2 separate regions of the Homo sapiens genome follow, and region 2 is linked to region 1. The links are chromatin contacts, found by Hi-C or POLR2A ChIA-PET in ENCODE. All regions are on one chromosome and are shown on one strand. The core of a region is the stretch at or near the end of the contact, and the rest is flanking DNA. Distances in the headings are between cores, read along the strand shown.

The links. A loop is a pair of places that touch in the nucleus more often than their neighbours do. ChIA-PET counts read pairs that join two places held with the same protein, here RNA polymerase II (POLR2A). Pooled maps may share reads with other maps.
Region 2: a loop to region 1 is called in a pooled map, with 2.1 times the contacts of the local background. The contact joins two enhancer-like sites. A Hi-C loop is called at or near these places in 4 of 50 pooled maps. POLR2A ChIA-PET finds 5 or more read pairs at or near these places in 10 of 52 experiments (Caco-2, GM10248, GM12878 and 6 more).

The regions. Positions count from the first base shown.
Region 1 is chr1:112,902,352-112,906,630 of GRCh38, reverse strand. The region is part of intron 1 of LOC124904342 (a long non-coding RNA gene); the gene reads right to left. Among named protein-coding and RNA genes, the nearest start is that of MIR11399, 22 kb to the right of the region's middle. RefSeq lists enhancers at 1-467, 2,270-2,564, 2,471-3,402, 3,403-4,279. Within about 2 kb of position 1,535, at least 10 of the 41 ENCODE cell types and tissues checked have a DNase peak (open chromatin) inside an H3K27ac peak, as active enhancers do.
Region 2 is chr1:113,028,739-113,033,042 of GRCh38, reverse strand. The region is part of intron 2 of LRIG2-DT (LRIG2 divergent transcript); the gene reads left to right. Among named protein-coding and RNA genes, the nearest start is that of LRIG2-DT, 42 kb to the left of the region's middle. Within about 2 kb of position 1,287, at least 2 of the 41 ENCODE cell types and tissues checked have a DNase peak (open chromatin) inside an H3K27ac peak, as active enhancers do.

The DNA.
Region 1 (4,279 bases), core at 286-2,785:
CACACCATTGAGCACATAGTAACATTAATATATTAAGTGCATAGTCATTGTAAAAATCTGAATCTCCTTGAACATTCTGCAATGCAGTGTAGCAAGTATCAGTTAGGTCATCAACCAGAACAACAATGAATAAAGAACAGCTAGTGATTGTATAGCTCATCCAATTTTACAAAGGCCTTTCAAATATATTCTATCATCTGATCCTGCAAAATCCTAGGGAAGTGAGTATAATTAAAGATACTGACTCTTTATCTGGGCCTTCATCTTGGCGGGTTATCCTCCCCTGCTGTCAGGGAGCACAAAGCGGGACTGCAGACAGCTTAACTGCTAGAGCTGAAGGTTGTGCTGGATGGAAGCTTTGGAATCATACAAGAATGCAAGAGACCAAATCCTGGGTGAACCTGAGGGGGAATAATGGCTAAACCAATCCCTGAGTTCTGCACCAAAATGTGTAAAATGGTTCCTGTCCCCACAAATTTACAATCTGATTCTGTCCCTTGGCTTCAAAATGCATAATGTGATGTTTTTTTCACTTGTGGATTTCCTTTCCTAATATGCTTTACTGATTCCAGAATTAAAACTTTGCATTTCCTGAGCTTACTCTGGCCAGATCCCAAGAGGAAGTGGCCAGAAGCCATTAAGAGGGCCAGGAGGGGAACTGGACCGGGATTAAAAGTCACCTGGTGTGCTGACAATCTGTATGTGCGTAATTGTCAACAGAAGGTTTAAATGGTTATAGTCTTTGTGATTTATCTTTCTTTTCCTTTCTCAACACCCTTTTTTGTCTCCCGCTTCTAACCACCTTGAGGCCAAAAAAGAAAAAAAAAAAAGGCCTGGGTACTTTGGTCAGGCTCTATTTGTATATGCTTTTTAGAATGGGTGTTGTACAAACTTGATATCAATGCTTTTCGCTTTAAATTTCAAGTACTATCTCAGTTCTTACATGCTAAGAATGAGTAACCAGGCCTGCAGTAGGTTTTCTGAGCTAGGTACTTTGATGGGGCTCTCCCTGTGCACTAGCCCCTCCTTCCCACCCTTTCCTACCCCCGACATGCCACAGTTGCCAAATCCTGTAGATTCAGCTAGCTTACTGTTTCTCCTTTCCATCCCCTCCTCTTCGTTTTTCTTGCTATTGGCTTAGTTTCCAACAGCTTCCCTCTTTTCTCACTCACCACTTCGGATCGAGCCTCAACAGTGCTGCCAAAATAATTTTTCTAGAAGGGCCAAATTTCTCCATGTTTTGTTTTGTTTTAACAACAATTTAAAAAAAGCCTATACCTCTTTTATAACTACAAACAAAAGCAATAAAGATAAAAATAATACAACTCAATCTAATCATGTCTTTTTTTTCTGCTTAAAATACTGTAGTTTGAGGATAAAGTCCAAACTCCTTGGCTTCTGGCCTCACAGAGCTCTCCGTGATTTCCTTCCTCTGTGAAGGAAACTCCTGAAGTTTCCTTCAGCCTTATCTCTTACCACTCCTCAGCCCACACCCTGCTCTCCAGGCCAACTGCATTTCTTAGGGCTGACCTGTACCTGAAAGCCCCGCCCTTCTTTTCCCTCTGCACCAACACCTTATCCTCCGAAATTTGGAAGCCTTACCTGATCCCACAATTTCATTTCAATTGCCCTCTTGACTGAAGTGCAGTTACAATGCAAGTCTTTCAAATCTCAGGTCTCAAATCTCAGGCCACTTACTAGCTCTGGGTCCTTAGGAAAGTTACTTAATCTCTAGGCCTTGGTTTCCAGATCTGTAAAATGGAACTAATAATAGAACTTAACTTACAGGGTCGCCATGATGATTAAATCTATAAAACCCTTAGCATAGTGCCTGACATGGAATAAATGCTCACTGTGTATTAATTTTGCTTACTCTTTCACAGATACCACTATTAAAGAATAGTTTTCAAAATGATAAAAGCATAACTCACACAGAGAATGAACATACATTTATTTAAATCATGAATTAAGGAGGAAACTAGTAGGATTTTATAACTGTTTAAAATGGAATTTTACTTATAAAACTGCCTTTGCCAAATTATGACTGAGACAGCCAAAGAGATCTAACTTAACAGACTCCATCTTGCTTCTAACCTCCAAGCTGTCCTTGTTCATTCCTGGGTATAGGCCGAACTAACTTTGGGAGAAGCTTAGTTTATAGTTTAAACAAAGACAGCTCTTTCCCAAAGCAGACCTCCTTTTTGCCTGGGGACTAGATTGCCTTTGTAGGACTAACATTAGCCACAAGATTAGAAATTGTGGTTTAGGAGTCATGCAGCTGGAGGCTACAAGATTCTGACCCTTCCTAAACTGCTCCTAAGATCAGTGCTTGAGATATTTTGCAGACTCGGCACTTGATGGATCATCTGGCACCACCCAATTGAAAAACTGGCTCAACTGATCTTGTAGCCCCCACCCAGGAAGTGACTCAGTGCAAGAAGACAGCTCCGACTCCCTACGATTTCATCTCTGACAAATCAGCACTCCTGGCTCACTGGCTTTCCCCCACCCACCAAGTTATCGTTAAAAATTCTGCTCCCTGAATACTTGGGGAGACTGATTTGAGTAATAATAAAACTCTGGTCTCCAACACAGCTGGCTCTGTGTAAATTACTCTTTCTCTATTGCAATTCCTCTGTCTTGATGAATGCTCTGTCTAGGCAGAGGGCAAGGTGAACCCCTTGGGCGGTTTGTTCTGTACTGGACAAAATGTATTTAGTTGCATTGCCATGAACAGAGTTGTTTGCATCCTGCATCCAGCTCTAGACAGAAAACATCTACACCATCATCAGGCCTCCCCATTAACCTTCATTTCTACAGAGTTATAAAACAGTCCAGCACTTTTGTAGGGTAGAATTGTAACACACATCATTCCATTGAAAGACACCCAGTCATTACTTGCCCATTTAAAAGTCTTTCACAATTTTTCCTAGCACTGCAGTGCATTGTACATGTTAGTTTGCTCTTCTAAATCCCTACGAAACTGTGAACTTCTTGAGATGAGAGGGAACCACACACAAAGTATGCCATGTGATTTTAGGGCCTGGGGAAGCTTCTGCAGGAAGTGGCATTTCAACCAGGTAGAGAAAAATAGTGCTGCATTTCTCCTGGAGAAAAGCATCCAGAGAAAGCTATGTAGGAACCATGGTAGAACTGACAGCCAAGCATTGTTAAACACAGACTGTGTGCCAGGCCCTGGGCTAGGTTAAGATAAAAAGCTGAATAAAGCCTGGTCTGTATTTTTAAGAAGCTTTAAATCTGTTGGTGGCATGAAAAGGAAATCAGTGCTTACAACATAGCATGATGAGGACCCTAAAAGTCCACAGGCCAAATTTCGGAGACTGAAGTGAACAAAGGCAGAGTGTTTCCCAAGCCCAAGTCTGATGAAGGGCAGAAAACAGAGGAGATCCCAGTGGGCCTGTGGGCTACTGAATAGGAAAAGCAAATTATTTTTCTCTATACTCACACTGAACATAGAACACTCCTGTGATCAAATGTGTAGGGATTTTTCTCCACATCAAGCAATTCTCCAATTTTCTGCAGACACCGAGAGTCTTACAACTAAACTCAATTCTGATACTATCTACCTAGGTATAGTGTCAGATCACACAGATTAAGGACTCAGTTCCAGGCCAGGCGTGGTGGCTCACGCCTGTAATCCAATCACTTTGGAAGGCCAAGGTGGGTGGATCATCTGAGCTCAGGAGTTCCAGACCAGCCTGGGCAACATGGTGAAACCCCATCTCTACTAAAAATACAAAAAATTAGCCGGGCATGGTGGCGCACGCCTGTAATCTCAAATACTTGGGAGGCTGAGGCAGGAGAGTTGCTTGAACCCAGGAGGTGGAGGTTGCAGTGAGCCAAGATTGCGCCACTCCACTCAAGCCTAGGTGACAAAGTGAGACCCTGTCTCAAAAAAAAAAAAAAAAAGACTCAGTTCCACACGTTCACACTCCAACTGCAAATAGTAGACCTTCATGTTACTCACAACTTCTGTCCAACTTAGCTACAAATTAGAGGTTTTACAAATTAGACCCTTTCTTGGGTTCAATCACTTGCTAGAGTGGCTCACAGAATTAAGGGAAATGCTTTACTTACATTTACCCATTTATTGTAAAGGTGTAAAATAAAATGTATGGGAAGCCATTGTTTTGGACTGAGCTCCTGCACTAGGCCCCAACAAAACAAATTAAAATGGAGTCACTTATGCTAAGTGTCATGCAATCAAGTTGAAACTTTAAGGAAGCAAGAAAATTCCCCATTAGACCAATTTTTCCTA
Region 2 (4,304 bases), core at 38-2,537, 130 kb before region 1:
CTGGAACTCCTGACCTCATGATCTGCCCACCTCGGCCTCTCAAAGTGCTAGGATTACAGGCGTGAGCCACTGGGCCAGCGGAAGTGTTTTTTAAAACACATTCTAACTGATAGCTATTAATATTTCTTGGATTGTTATATATGAGATAGGATAAGTTAAAAAAAAAAAAAGGGCCAGGCTCGGTGGCTCACGCCTGTAATCCCAGCACCTTGGGAGGCCGAGGTGGGTGGATCACCTAAGGTCAGGAGTTTGAGACCAGCCTGGCCAACATGGTGAAACCCCGTCTCTACTAAAAATACAAAAAATTGGCCAAGCATGGTGGCAGGCGCCTGTAATCCCAGCTACTTGGGAGGCTAAGGCAGGAGAATCACTTGAACCCAGGATGCGGAGGTTGCAGAGAGCTGAGATCATGCCATTGCACTCCAGCCTGGGCGACAAGAAAGAAACTCTGTCTCAAAAAAAAAAAGAAAAAAAAATCCTAGTATTAATAGGAAAATGCCAGGCAGTCAAGCATTCTAACAGAAAAGGTCAAAACAGGGATTTCTAATGTAAGTCCTGAACCCCTACTACCACTAACCTGGAGGCTCCATGGAGGTGTTAATGAAGGTGTAAGAGTTGTTTTCTCCTTTCCAAAGAAGTCTAATAGAAATCATCAATTATATTTATGCTACCTTTGCTTTTTTTTTTTTTTTTTGTCCAGAAACCCATCAAGGTAGTGTGGTAGGCCTGGCTGTCTTAAGGGAAAAGGGATTAATTAATGATATTTGTCTGGCAGGCTAAAATCTTTTCAAGCTTTGAGATCCACTCCTAAGAGCTACTTAGTAGTGAGAAGGTTAGGGATCTGCAATTTAATCTCTGGGAACAAAGTCTTAAACCAAAGAAATAAACCTCTTCAACAAACACTCAGGCAACAGTGCTGTTGCGTTTCAGGAGAAGGGTATGGATTAAAGAATTGAAGATACACTGGCCTTGATATCTAGGTCTCTAATGTAGAATCAGTAGTCTACGGTGGTTAAAATAATGGACTTTTTTCTTTTTTTGAGACAGAGTCTCACTCTGTCAACCAGCCTGGAGTGCAGTGGCGTGATCTTGGCTCACTGCAACCTCTGCCTCCCGAGCTCAAGTGATTCTCCTGCTTCAGCCTCCCGAGTAGCTGGGACTACAGGTGCATGCCACCATGCCCGGCTACTTTTTGTATTTTTAATAGAGTTGGGGTTTCACCATGTTGGCCAGCCTGATCTGGAACTCCTGACCTCAGGTAATCTGCCCGCCTCTGCCTTCCCAAAGTGCTGAGATTATAGGCATGAGCCACCGCACCTGGCCAAAATAATGGACTTTTAATAGTAAAGAGACATAGTTCAAATCTTGACTCTGCCACTTGCTATTAATAATTAACAAATTATTGAACTTCTCTGTGCATCAGTTTTCTCATTTGTAAAATAATAGAAACTATCTCATAGGCTTGCCAACTAGATGAATGAGATAATACATTTGAACTACAAGATGCTTGACATACAATAACTTCTCAATGAATGTCACAAATTTTTTTAACGGACCATAACTCAAATCTGTCTTTCACTATGACACAGGCACATCTGTTCATCCCCACCTGCCTGCCAATTCCTTTTTTTTCACCCTCTGAATTAATTGGATGTTTTAGATGTTGTCAAAAATGCCTGAAACCAAAGCAGAAGGAAAGTGTAGGCTGGGCCCCCACCCAGAAGTTGTGTGTCAGTTTGTTCCTCCTGAGTGAGGTTCACTACTAGGCTGGACACAGTGTGGAGGGAATTTGGGCCTCTGTTACAAAGGGAGGAAGAGGAAAAGAACAATTAAGGGCCCGTTCTCAGGAAGCTCACTCTAATATTACGGGAGTCACGAGTCAGGCTTGGAAAAGAAAGAAGACCAACTAAAAACATAATTGGTTAAGTATAAATATTGAATATGTAAGTGCTAGGTGGGAAGTTCTCCCTTGAGCTGCATTTGATGCGGAGGTAGGAAGACTTTGTTATGCTCTGCTATCACCTGCATTGAAGCACCTAGATCTTTTATCCCTCCAATCTGTCCCCACCACCCGGGCAGTTGCCATATTAATTGCCCTAAAGCACTACTTTAATCATGTCATTTCTCAACGAAAATATCAGACACTCTATGGAATTATCTATGGAATTAAGTACAGACTTTTTAGCCTCTCCAAATGTGAGCCCAACTTATCACCCCATTGTTCCCTGACATGTGTCAGATTGGTGTAGTCACTGTTCCCTAAGCACATCTTGAATGGTTGCTCTTCTGCACCTTTCTTTATTCTATCTGGAATGTCTTCTTGCCCCCTCCCGTCTCAAATACCACTCTCTCCTTTAAAGCTTCCCCTAACACCCTCCTAATTTTCTCAGCATTCTCTATCTAAAATTTGGAACTCTTATTTGCTGACTGGGGTTACAGTTCGTTTTGTTTTTTGAGACAGAGTCTTGCTCTGTTGCCCAGGCTGGAGTGCAGTGGCACGATCTTGGCTCACTGCAACCTCTGCCTCCTGGGTTCAAGTGATTCTCCCGCCTCAGCCACCCAAGTAGCAGGGATTACAGGTACCCGCCATCATGCCTGGGTAATTTTTGTATTTTTGTAGAGTCGGGGTTTCATTATATTGGCCACGCTGGTCTTGAACTCCTGACCTCAGGTGATCCCTCCCCACCGCCTCGGCCTCCCAAAGTGCTGGGATTACAGGCACGAGCCACTGCACCCGGCTAATACATCTCTTTAACTCTCTCCTAAGAGAATTTTAAAAAGTAAAAACAAAGAGAAGAAGGAAATTTAGCCCCCAGAAAAATTTACTGCAAAGTAAAATATAGCTTTAAAATTCAATGTTTTTCTTCTCTGAAGATACCCAGGACAGTTTGCCTCTGCTGTTTTTTGTTTTGTTTTGTTTTGTTTTTAATCATATAAATTGCTTTGCTTGAAAGGCAAGTGGGGGTAAATATAGCAGCAGTATCTCTGATATAACATTCTCTGACCTGTCCTGGACATGTCCTTGACATTGTCCTTTAGAAAGGAAAGAGAAGGAGAGAAAGTGTGTCCCTGCTACTGTATATAAGAGAAACTCCTATTTCTAGCCATTATCAGGGCACAAGGGGACTGATGAGTATACAGAATAAAAATAAAGGTCGAGTGCAGTGGCTCACACCTGTAACCCCAGCACTTGGGTAGGCAGAGGCAGGAGAACAGCTTCAGCCCAGGAGTTTGAGATCAGGCTGGGCAATACAGCAAGACGCTGTTCTCCACAAAAAGAAAAATAATAATAATAAAAATAAAGAAGCAAAAGATGATAGTAATTTGTCATGTCTCCTGTGTTTGGCTGTCTCTGGCAGGACAGCCAGAGCCAGAGAGAGTCGATCAGCAGTATTTACTGAGGTGAAGGTGGCCAGATGCCCTGTACTGGAAACCACACTCAGTTCAACTTCCATTTCTGCCAACTGCATTTTGAAAAGCGTCCTGCCTAAATGCTTTGTAGGTTACTGAATCCCACTTCCTCCTTACCCTTTTCAGAGTTTTTCTTTTTTTTTTTTTTTTGAGACGGAGTCTCGCTCTGTTGCCAGGATGGAGTGCAGTGTCGAGATCTCGGCTCACTGCAACCTCTGCCTCCTGGGTTCGAGCAATTCTCCTGTGTCAGCCTCCCGAGTAGCTGGGACTACAGTGTGCACCACCACGCCCAGCTAATTTTTGTATTTTTAGTAGAGATGGGGTTTCACTATGTTGGCCAGGATGGTCTCAATCTCTTGACCTCGTGATCCAGCCTCCTCGGCCTCCCAAAGTGTTGGGATTACAGGCGTGAGCCACCGCACCTGGCCCAGAGTTTCTTTTTTCTTAAAGGAAAATGTAAGGATACCAATAATGAAATTTAACTTGAAAGTGACTTGGAATATACATCATTGTGGTTCTCTGTTAAGGGGATTGGGTGGTGAGAGAGTGAGGTAAGGGGCTGGGGGCTGAAAGGAAGGCTGAGTAGAGAATGACCCCTAAGTCTTTGCTCTATGTTGTTGACCCTTTTATAATGAGAATGATTTATGAATTATGTGTATAATTTTTTTAAGTAGAGAAGGAAGGAAACAAATAATGTGTTGAGAAATAGCTCACCTGTGATTTATACAGGATACTTGATTTAGACATATTATGTATTCTCTATTGCTATCAAGTAAAATATCTGTTTAGTAGGTTAACTGTGATTACCTTATTTCCAGTGTCTAGTATAGTATCACACCAATGCAAATTTAAAATTATGTACTAATTCTGCCTCCCATTTCTGTCTTTTGATT